Linked DNA regions of Homo sapiens: region 2 is linked to region 1. A link is a contact called in ENCODE Hi-C or POLR2A ChIA-PET data. All regions are on one chromosome and are shown on one strand. The core of a region is the stretch at or near the end of the contact, and the rest is flanking DNA. Distances in the headings are between cores, read along the strand shown.

The links. A loop is a pair of places that touch in the nucleus more often than their neighbours do. ChIA-PET counts read pairs that join two places held with the same protein, here RNA polymerase II (POLR2A). Pooled maps may share reads with other maps.
Region 2: a pooled map shows a loop between it and region 1 (5-fold over the local background). The contact joins the enhancer-like site here to the promoter of LINC02696 in region 1. A Hi-C loop is called at or near these places in 4 of 50 pooled maps. POLR2A ChIA-PET finds 5 or more read pairs at or near these places in 2 of 52 experiments (A673 and activated naive CD4-positive, alpha-beta T cell).

The regions. Positions count from the first base shown.
Region 1 is chr11:45,353,270-45,359,096 of GRCh38, forward strand. LINC02696 (long intergenic non-protein coding RNA 2696) reads left to right here and starts at 2,102. Exons shown (of 2, transcript NR_120558.1): 1 at 2,102-2,333; 2 at 3,127-3,388.
Region 2 is chr11:45,078,172-45,083,998 of GRCh38, forward strand. No RefSeq gene overlaps it. Among named protein-coding and RNA genes, the nearest start is that of PRDM11, 66 kb to the right of the region's middle. RefSeq lists a silencer at 1,898-1,967 and enhancers at 4,083-4,960, 4,961-5,827. Within about 2 kb of position 2,165, at least 13 of the 41 ENCODE cell types and tissues checked have a DNase peak (open chromatin) inside an H3K27ac peak, as active enhancers do.

The sequences.
Region 1 (5,827 bases), core at 852-3,351:
GAAACAGTCAAGGCCACTCTTCAGTTTGTCCATGGGCTGATCAACATAAAAAATCCCTGGCTCCTTCTCATCAATATTTAAACAAGCTTTGGCTGGGTGTGGTGGCTCGTGCCTGTAATCCCAGCACTTTGGGAGGCCAAGGTGGGAGCAACTGAGGTCAGGAGTTTGAGACCAGCCTGGCAAACATGGTGAAACCCCATCTCTACTAAAAATACAAAAATTAGCCTAGCGTGGTGGCGCGTGCCTGCAATCAGAGCTACTCAGGAGGCTAAAGTAGGAGAATCATTTGAACCCCAGTGGCAGAGGTTGCAGTGAGCCAATATTACACCAATGCACTCCAGCCTCGGCAACAGAGTGAGACTACATCTCAAGAAAACAAAACAAAACAAAAACCCCCCAAAACAAGCTTATGTTTCTCCAATCTTAAAAAATAATAATTAAAAATCATCATTTTCCTTTCAGAATCACTCTCATTTCTTCACAGACAACTTCTTGGAAGATTTGCCTATGTTCATTTATCTCCATTTTCTCACCATCACCCTCACTTATTCCTCAACTCACCACAAGCTGACCTTCTCCAGCCATTCCAAGGAATCTGCTCCAGGTAACAACAAAGTCTGCTCAGTCATCTCACTAATTTATCAGCAAAACTGACCTAATTACTCTTCCTGAAGTGCTCTTCCCTTGCTCCCTGCAATGCCGCATTTCCCTGGTTCCTCTCCTAGGGCTGCCTGCTCATCTTCCCTTTCTTTAGTAGAAGAGCTCTTGACACTCTGTCCTGCGCCTCTTTCCCAAAGGGTATTCTCTCCACCAGGCAATTTCTTCTAAGCTCCTGCTCTAGCACCATTCATATACAAGAATCTAAGGCACAGATTTCTAGCTCAGGCCTGTCATCTAAAAAATCAAACCAGGCACATCCATTGGCCTGTTGAGTTTCTCCCCTAGAAGACCTTCAAGGCTTAATATATGTAAAACCAAACTTCCCACACATCAGCTTCTTCTCCTGTGGTTCCCTTTTAGTATGTGATGGCCCAACATTCTCCCAGCTATCAGCCCAGAAGCCTGGCAGTCACCCCAACTCTGCAAATTTCACACACCCAATCCACCACCACCACTGCCGCCACCTGCTTCCCAATGATCTCTCTCTCTCCCTCCCTCCCTCCTGTATTCTTCAGCTGTGGCCTGAGTCCAAGTAACCAAAGTCAAGAAAAGCAGGGCCATGTACTCTGTACTCACCAGCCTGGTGCTTGAAACCCTCAACTATTGTAAAGTGGTTATGTTAATGAAAAGGGGTCCCCATCCAGACCCCAAGAGAGGATTCTTAGACTTTAAGCAACGAAGAATTTGGGGCAAGTTCAAAGAGTAAAGTGAAAGCAAGTTTATTAAAAAAGTAAAGGAATAAACGATTGGCTACACCATAGGCAGAACAGCGGCATGGGCTGTTCAACTGTGTATACGTTATTTATTGATTATACACTAAACAAGGGGTAGATTAGTCAAGAGTATTCTGGGGAAAGGAGTGGCAATTCCCAGAACTGAGGGTTCCACCCTCGCCTTCAGATCATATAGAGTAACTTCCTAACATCGCCATGGCATTTGTAAATGCTCATGGTGCTGGTGGGAGAGTCTTTCAGCAAGCTAATGTATTATAATTAGCATATGATGAGCAGTGGGGACAACCAGAGTTCACTTTCATTGCCAATCTTGGTTTTGGTGGATTTTGGCCGGCTTCTTTAAGTATCCTGTTTTACCAGCAGGGTCTTTGTGACCTGTATCTTGTGCTGACCTCCCTGTCTCATCCTGTGACTTAGAATGCCTAACCTCCTGGGAATGCATCCCAGCAGGTCTCCACCTTCTTTTATGCAGCCCCTATTCAAGATGGAGTCCCTCTGGTTCAAACGCCTCTTGACAGTTCATCTTTTCAGTGTTTCCGGCTAGGAAATTTAAATGTTTGTCCATCTATTCACTGGGCTCTGAAGCACTCATTTAGTACACTGAGAAAGGAGAGGGAGGGGGGATGGGAGGAGGGGAGGAGCAGAGAAAGGAGAGGAGGCGGAGACGGTTAGTCTAGCCTCTCTGTGGGGCCTCTCTGCTGGTACCCAGATGCTGAGCGCTGAAATTCTCATCCGCCACACACAACATGGCGGCTTCCTGGACCCGCGCCCAATTTTCGCTTCCGGGATGGAAGCTACGTCATTTCCCCCTCTGTTGCCCTAGCGCCCCTTGGAAGCCAAGAATATGAGGAAGTCTTCTTCCTTCGCGCCTTCTTCTTCCTTACGCTCCAGGGCAGCCTGACAGAGCCGCTCGAAGGCTCTGCTGGCCGCGGCTAGCCGGTGAGGAGGGTGGGGGGAGGGGCCGTCCCGCGTGTGGGGGAGTCTGAAGGCGACCAACGAGAGGGAGGGCCGGAGCGGGGAGGTGGCTCGGAGGCATGTCCAGTAAATTGGGGATGAAAATCCTCCCAGGAACCCGATTATTAATGGGTTGAGGGAAGTGGCAGGTGCAGCGGTTGCGCAAAGACAATGATGCTTAGTAGCCAGGACTTCATGGCCACAAAATTTGTGTGTAGAGAGGGCCACAGCAGCCTGAAAACCATTTTCGTCCCCTTTTAGGTTTACCCATTCCACTGGACCCAGCCACCACCCACTCCTGCTGTCTGGTAAACTTTCCTCCTGTTTCTGGGGCCATGTCTGGCATGAAGAGTTTTTACTGAATAGTTTTCATTGATCGCAGGCCAGTTCTCTCTTCTCACCCCTTTATTGAAGTGACAGTGAAAATCTAAGTGAGAAAGCACTGTTACAGGGGCTGAAAAGGCTACAGGAGACCAGAGCCATTGACTTTTATTTTTAAAATGAAGATCTCTTTTACTTGAAGGAACTTAAGAATTTTGGCATTCAAATAGGGGCTGGAAGACTTGAAAGCAGTAGAAATTTCACCACAGGTGATAGGAAAGGATGATCACGAAATGAATATCTCCTGACTTGCACACCTAGTGAGCAGAGCCAGGAAGGACCTCCTTCACCTTAGCATTTGGAACAGGCTGCAAAGTTCATTCTTCCTCATAGCAGCCCCTGCATTCAGTTTGGTTTAGTTGTTTTATGTGGTTTCTAGCCTGATTTTTTTTTTCAGGGTGCAGCAGAAGTCTCAGGTAGCTGAGAAGTTCATGGAATCTTCTTATTTGCTACACCTTTCACTACTGCTTGTGATATAGTGCAGGGTTGGGATGTGCAGACATTTCTCAAGTGCACTGTGTACCTACACAGCATGCTGCAATTTGGCTACTGAAGTCAAGAGAAACTGGTTTGAACAACTACTGAGTGTAACATAGGAAGCGCATTTCATTTGATAACAGGAACACAGCTTTTGTGCTAATAAAATGCTTTGAAAATTAGTGTGTGGTCTTTAGTAATTAGCATATACATTTTAGTTATCCATTGGTTCATAACAAACGGACTAAATAGGTACCCCACTGAGTCATTTATCTAAATGAAAAGTTTGGTTAAATTGTAGTTGTAGGCATTGATCAAAGCTAATGGGAAAAAGAGATTAAGATGAAAATCATGGGATTAAATTTTTAATTAGTTTGCCCCTTGGACCGTTGCTTGGTATGACATGGAGATTGATTGGCTACTTATGCCTGCCTGGGAAGATATGGCTCTGCTACCAAACCTCTGAACGTAAGAGTGTTTTGCAAAAAAACTGAATATTTTATTCAGTAATTTTTCACTTTATTCCTGCTTAACAAGGAATTGAAAAGGAAGGCAAGGTCTTGGATCTCATAGTTCTTGGTATAGTGATAGATATAAAGTATGAGATGGGGGCTTCAGTGGGTTCATTAATAAATATCTCAAATTAACATGTCTAAGTCAAACTCTTCCTTTCCTGCCCCCAATCTCTTCCTCTCCCAGGGCTCCTTATGTCAACTAATGGTGCCATCATTAGTGCACTCAAAGCAAAAACCTGGGAACAATCTTGATTCCCTCTTTCATTCCCCACAGCTCACCCATCAACAAATTCGATCCGCTTTTATTCTAAAATATATCCTAAATCCATTCACTGTTCTTATCTCCACCACCCTAACCCAGGCATCATCATCCTTTACCTGGTTAACTGCAAGATCCTTTTCATTTAACTTCCCTGCTTCTAATCTTCTGACCCATTTTCACCATCCCAGTCCATTCACCACACAGTAGCAGCCAAAATATTTGTTTAAAATGTAAGTTAGATTCTATCACTTTTGTGTTTAGAATTATTGTCTTCCCCCACTAATTACTGTGCCCTATGTGATCTGGACTCAATCTGGTACCACTCCCTACCCCTTCACTCACTATAATCCAGACATACTATCTTTCTTTCTTCAACCTGCCAAGTTTTATCCTGCCTTAGGGTCCTTGCACTAGCTGTTCCCTTTGCTGGAACCCTCTTCACCCAGTTATTGCAGAGCTGGCCCTCTCTTGTTTAGAGCTGAATTTCAATGTGACCTCTTCAAATAAGTCCTCCCTTGACCACCCAAACTCATGTACCCCCTTGTTACTCTCTGTCACGTCATCCTGATTCAGTTTCACCACAACACTCATCATTACTGCTATTTTCTTGTATCTTCCTTTGTTTATTGACTGTCTCCTCCCATTAATATGTAAGCTCCCTGAAAATAAACATCTTGTCTATATTGTATGACTGTATCCCCAGAACTTCAAATAGTCTGTGACATATGAATGAATGAATGAATGAATGTACGAATGGATTCTGCTTCCCCAAAGCTGCTGCCATCTCATCTCAGGTACATTGAAACAGGAAGGCTGGTAAAGGCCAGGGGGTCAAATGCTACATAGAGTGGAGCCTGAAGCACAAGATGTGGGCAAAGACACAGTGGAGAGGGGCAAGAAAAGCATTTGGGATGGAGGGCAGAGGGTCTGGGAAGGAACATGGAAATGATATAGAACAACTCTACAGATATGTCCTAGACATCTTAAGACTTGTACAAGCATGCGTGTGCCCGCACATACACACATACCAGCTTGAAGAATCTTGTCTCAGCACATGCTCTGTACTTGAGTCTTAGAGAACACTTTTCTTGGTAGAGATGTTTAGGCTTCAGCATTAAGGAGTCTGATTCAGAGGTCTAGGTAGGGCCCATGTGTCTGTGACTGCATAATACTTGTAAACTGGTCTCATTCTTGGTCAGGACAATAAGGCTGCAGTAAATCATAGCAGCTGGGAGAAAGTAGTGTGGTATCCTGCAGTGGTTCTGTTCACCACCACATGGGCAGAGCATGAGCAACTTTCCTTTCCTGGGCCCTCGTTCTGCTCAGATACAAAGTGAAGGCTTACTTGGGCTCCTGTGCAACTTTAAAAGTGAAACTTAACTGAAATTGGGCAGGTGGGCTGCACTTCTTCTAAAAAGTAAGAGGCCCACTTTTTAGAAAATATTAAACCTTGGATTACACCTCAGTTTGGCAGTTACATGACACATTATTTCTAAAGAGCCATCTAATTTTATGCCATCTAATGTTTATATTGATAACTGATGAAAATACAGGAGCTTATTATGCCACTGAAACTACGATGAAGTGGCTCAAATTTATTCTCTCACTGTAGGTTGGATTTGAGGGGATAAGGATAAGAGAGAAAATACTATTGGTGCTCAGGTTAAAAAAAGAAAAAGAAAAAAATGGAGCTTAGACTTTAATCTTTTCATAAATCTTCCTCATCCCCAATTGTTCAGCCAAATTCAGAAGGATTAGCTTTCCATCTTCCATGAACCTTTTGGTTGGATCTTTTGTCAATCTTTTTCCCCTTTGAGGCTACCTCGATGTTTAACAAAAAAAAA
Region 2 (5,827 bases), core at 915-3,414, 280 kb before region 1:
AATCTTGTATTCTTTTGTACTCTTAGGTCTACCAACTCTTGAAGGCATTTATGAGATAATGAATTGAATTTTCACTTGCTTGGTCACAAGGTCCCAGGTCACTTTTCTGAGGTGAGTGGGGAGGGAAGAAAGAATTTTAACCCCCTAGGGCTCAGATCAGCTTGTTCTGGCCTCCACAGTTTCTGTGACTACTCCTCTCTGCTGGCTAGAGTCCAACTCCATCTGCAATGATTGTGATGGAGTCCGGACCCTTCTGAGGAACCTCCCCGCTGAACCCAGCTCCCAAGCGCCATTAACACTGACTCCCTACACCCTGGTTCATCCCGACAGGCTCTGGATTCTTATACATAGAAGACTGCTCAGCAGTCGTCGGAGAGCCGCCAAGTCCGTGACAACCTGTAGGCCCATCACAGCTGACGACATCCAGACAGGCTCTCACTGGCAGACTCATCTCTCGCCTTTCCACGGCAACTTCTATTTTGACCACGCACTCACATGGATCCTTCTCTTATTCACTCCTACAGTTTCCAGCCAGACTGGCCCATGGCGGGAGGTGGCTCTGCGAAAGTAAAGAAAACAGAAGGCAACCAATAGCCAGTGTGGCTTTAACCTGAAGAACAGCTGCATGTTCATTGACTGCTTAGTGCATGCTAAATGTTTCACATGCACTTACTCGATTCATCTTGACAACAGCCCTGTGACGTGGGTGCCTTAGTCCATGTTTTTTTTTTTTTTTGGAGGAGGAAGCTGAAGCACAGAGAGGCTAAGTAATTTGCCCCAGGTCACACAGCCAGTGAATAGTAAGCCAGGATTGGCACACAGGTCTCTAATTTTAATCACTTCACACTTAATCCCTAAATTATATGCTCTTTAATTAGGAGAGGGTTTAGGATTAGCCCAGAGCCAGGCTGCTGCAGGGGAGAGGCCCCCCCCTGCTTAGGGGCTGTTGGGGGGTGGAGCTCCAGCTGTCTCTAGGGAACAAACACAGCTGAGAAGGAGAAAGGGGAGGAGTGTCTTCATCGGAAGACACTAAAGAGAGGAAGCAGTGGGAAGAAGTCTGTCTTGTAACACTCAGGAGAGCTCACCAAGCGCCAGGCACAGCGCTGGGCCCCTTCCATCCTGTACCCTGGCACTCCTCAAACCTCATAACTCGTGCAGTCTTTGAAAAAAGTGAAACACTCTCTGGCTTTTGTATTCATTAACATCTCCAACAAGTGACTACTGCAACTAAAATGAATCAAAGCAAAGGAGGAAGGCAGTGCTTTGTGAACCTCATGTCCTCTGCCCCTTCTCCGAGATGCTGTCCAGACACCCCGCTCCCCAGCCAGGAGTGAATTTCACTGAATCCTCCCTGCAAAGATGCCGACAGATCTGCTCATTCTATAGACAAGGGCATTGATATGCCTGTGGCAGAGGTGGCTTTCAGTGAAGGTCTGTGACCCCAAAGCACAAGGTTTCTAATCATGACCCTATACTGCCTGTTGGGGTGACATGGGCCTCTAGCTGACAGACCACTCAGATGACCAAGAAGCCACATCCCTTGCTAAGTGTCAGAAAATTTGGTTTAAGCTGGCAATTTTCCAGGTTGTATACACTGGGGGAAGCACAGAAAGGGGAATGGCTGAGGCTCAGAGAGGGTAAGTAACTTACCAAGGCCACACAGCAATGGCCTTGTCCATGGTGTGTGGCCTCAGGACTGGAACATAAGTCCTGTCTGCCCCTGTGTCTTCCCTGCCCCCCTCCCACGCCAGCACACACCCCACACCTCTGAGATACCAGCCTGGCCTGCTGAATAAGCTCACGCAGACTGGATTCTGATGAGTGTGTTTCGCTTTGCCTGGCAGGCTGCTTAGTGATTGTTCTAAACCTGCGTGTGGGCTTCTCCACTCCCCCAGTCTTCTATTTCTTTCTTCGCCCCCAATGCTTCCCCATCCCTCACCCTCCCCCCACCAGCACCCAGTACAGCAAGCCACACTCAGCAGGTGTTCAATGAACACTTGCTCTGCCAACGAGGCATTGGACCATCTGTAGGGGGCCGGAGTGGGTGTCAGGCTCCCACCCCCACCCCAGCGCCAGCTCCAGGGCCCAGGACGGGAGTCCCTCTGCAGGTGAGCCTGACAGCACTCAGGCTGCCGTCCCACTTGGGGGAGATTGTAAAGACTGTGACTTCCGGGAGGAAGTGGTTCAGAGGCCCAAGCTGTGTCTGGAAAGTCAGAGGCTTGCTCCAGGCCAGGAAGTCACCCAGCTTGCAACAGGGCCCTCGGGTCCCATCCTCACCCCCTGCCTACAGTCAGGGAAACTCCTGCCAAGCCCTAGAAGGATGTGAGCCCAGACCCCTCTCCAGTGGCAGGCTTCTAAGACCTGGTGCCCAGGAAAGGGAGTTGGTAAACAGCTCAAACTGCCCCACTTTGAATTTAGAAACTGCGGGGAACGTGTGAGCAGTGTGGGCAGCTGGAGAGAAAGGAGTGAAGACGCAGGCTTGGGCTCGTTCACTGGCACAAACTGTGAATCCCTGGCGTCCCTCAGGGAGTCTGGCAATGGGGTTGGGATGGTACCAAGGATTCCTGGTCCTAAGGGCTTTCCCGTTGCTGTTGCCCCGTGAGTCCCACAGTTTACTAACTCGAGTGTGCAGGAGTTGCTTGGGAAACTTGCGGTTCCTGCACTCCCAGCTCCAGAGTCTAACCCGGTAGGTCTTGTGTAAGACCCAGGAATTTGTATTTTCATCGATGAGCCTCCTGACCCCCACCCCCAGGTGATTCGGCACAGGTAGTCTTTGAACTACACCTTGGAAGCACTTTCTTGAGTTTTCTTCTCCAAGGGCTGGAAACACCGGTGCTTAACTAGAAGCGGTCTAGTTGTGAAGGCTGAGGTCCCATCCGCTTGCCGGAGGCCGGCCAGCAGGTCATATGGTTCCAGTGTCTCTGAAGGCGGAGGCTGGTCACTTTGGAAGTGGACCCATCTAGGGCCTGAAGCTGGTTCCTGGGACCCTCCCATCAAGGGCTAGCTGAATGGCCACCACCCCAGGCTGTAGCTATATCTCCTAAGAAGGAACAGAAGAAAGGAAGGGGCCTGGAAAGGTGGGGAGGAACCTGCCACAGAGATTGGAGATGCACTGGGCCCCCAGGAGAGGGGTTATCGTACAGGATAGCAGGGGGACTGGCCTATGCCCCACCCCCGATGCTGACTCCCCTGGGACAGCCCTGTGGGAGATCCTCACGTTGTGCAGAGCTGGGAGGGCTGGATATCAGCTCTTCCCTTCACAGTGGGCAGATGAAGGTTCCAGGAGTTTCCCTCTTAAGCACTGGGATCCTTCCTGCTAGCGCCTTCCTATGCTGTAAGTCATATGTATTAGTCCGTTTTCAGGCTGCTGATAAAGACATACCCAAGACTGGGTAATTTATAAAGAAAAAGAGGTTTAATGGACTCACAGTTCCACATGACTGGGGAGGCCTCACAATCATGGCAGAAGGCAAAAGGCACTTCTTACATGGCAGCAGGCAAGAGAGAATGAGAGCCAAGTGGAAGGGGAAACCCCTTATAAAACCATCAGATCTTGAGAGACTTATTCACTACTAGTACACTATGAGAGAAACCGCGTGATTCAATTATCTCCCACCAGGTCCCTCCCACAACACGTGGGAATTATGGGAACTACAATTCAAGATGAGATTTGGGTGGGGACACAGCCAAACCATATCATCGTATAATGCAACAAATTCTGGTGTCAGTATCAGGAAATGGTGAGCTCCAGCTCCATTGAGTCACTGAGACCCTGGGAAAGACTTCCCACCACCTGGATTCACTGGCCCCACCACCTGCCATCTACAATGAGGAGACTGGATTAAAACAGGAGAAGCAACAACTGATTAATACGGCTGCCCTGAGCAGTGTCTTGAGAAGCACTGGGGTTAAGTGTGGGTCTAGAAAAACAACCAAACACTTACAGACCACGTGCCCAGTACCACTGCAAGCATTTTACAGATATTTATATAAAATTTAATTTAATCTTGTTTAAAAGCTCATTTAATTCCGCAGCAACAACACCATGAAGTCGGTATTAGTACCTCCACTTTACAGATGAGGAAACTGAGGCACAGGATGATTAAGGATCTTGTCCAGGGATTCCCAGTACATGGCACAGCTGGATTCTGCACCTCTGTAGTCTGGCTCTAGACCCTGCCTCTACTCACCTCATTCTTCCTCCAAAACAACACAAAAGCTCATTATGATGACTTAATGGCCGGTGTCTGCCCCCGGCATGGCAGGGACAGAAGAGTACACAAACCTCTTATCAGCCTTTCCTACCACATTTCCAGTCTGCGGTTCTACCACCCATAAACAAGCCCATAGAGAGTAGAAGCAAATGGAGCAAGATCAGAGTGGGCCAGGGAGCACTGGAGCCCAGGCGGGACTGGACTCTTCCATTTGAGTTCACCGCACCACTTCATGCCTCCCCTGGACTGACCAGCATTTGAGCCCAAACCCACAGGGCACTGCTCACCATTCCTCAAAAAATCTCAGCTCGTTCCCACCTCTGGACCTTTGCACATGCTGATGTCTTCCTCAAAAACATCTCCTTTTCTTCAAATTTCATCTCAAATGCCACCTCCTGCAGAAGCTCTTCTAGATTCTCCTCCAACCAAACAGAGCCTGCCCTTTCTCTGGAGCCCCAGGCCAGGGTCCCATCCCACCACCAGCAGAATAGAGGCCACAGCTTCCCAGCTCTGCATGCCCAGCAACGGGTTCTGGCGCATAAGGGATTGAGCGCTCAGTAGGGGATTGAGGCACCAGAAGGAAATGAAAGCCTTCTGAGTTCTGACTCATTCACTGACTCGTTTATTCTATCAGGCTTTTTTCCTTAATTGAAAAAGAAAGAACTGAATTCCATACCTGCCTATAAATAAGGATTTAAAATCACATCAGTCACAAGAGCCCACTGTTTTGTCTCCCAGGGTCTGGGCTGCTGATCAGTTTCCTTTGTTAACCAGATCCGGTTTGTTTATCAACATCAGGCTGTAGAATTTGCAGGTCAGGCCACAAGGGTGTGAACCTTCTGCCATCCCCTCTCCGACAGTTGAGGAAAGAGGAGAAACTATAAATAATGTTCCTCTGCCCTCCAGGAACTTCCAGGCTAACATACAGGCTGGGCATACAAAATAAGTCCGCACCTGTGTGCCCGCCAACGCTGCAGTGGCAGAGGGGCATGCGGTCCACAGCCCCTGCAGAGAGGAAGTGTCTGGGGCAGACCTTGCCAAGCAGCCAAGAGTCTTCTCCATTTTCCCCTTGCTGGTTTTCTTCTCACTTCCCCTTTGTTAGAACTGTCCTCTTCTCTGCAGATCCTTGCTGGGGAGGATAGACAGAGGCAGTGGGGTAGGGAGGCAGGAAAGGTGGGATTTGAAAACACCAGGCTGAGCCAGAGCCTGGAGCAGCCGGGACCTCAGCAACACTGTGGCTGCCCATGGAAACCATCCCAGGTAAGATGATGGTCCCCGGGCTCAGCCAGCAGAGGGCCTAGCTGAGTCAGCATCTGCGCATCAGTGAATGAAGGTGTGAATGAATGGAGTGGAAGCTGGAGATGGGATGTGAAGTATGTGGGTCTCTGCTGGGAACACCTATGAGTCCTTGCCCTTTGCACCTGGCATTTGTGCAAATGACTCACAATCACAAGTGAGTCCTTTCTTTCTTCTGCTTCCTACCTCATCTTTCAACCCCTGACACAACACTACACCTACACATACACATACAGGTGCACACCTACACACATACCCCAGACACATACAGTTGTACACACTCAGAACTAGCAATAGACTCTAGACAACACTTACAC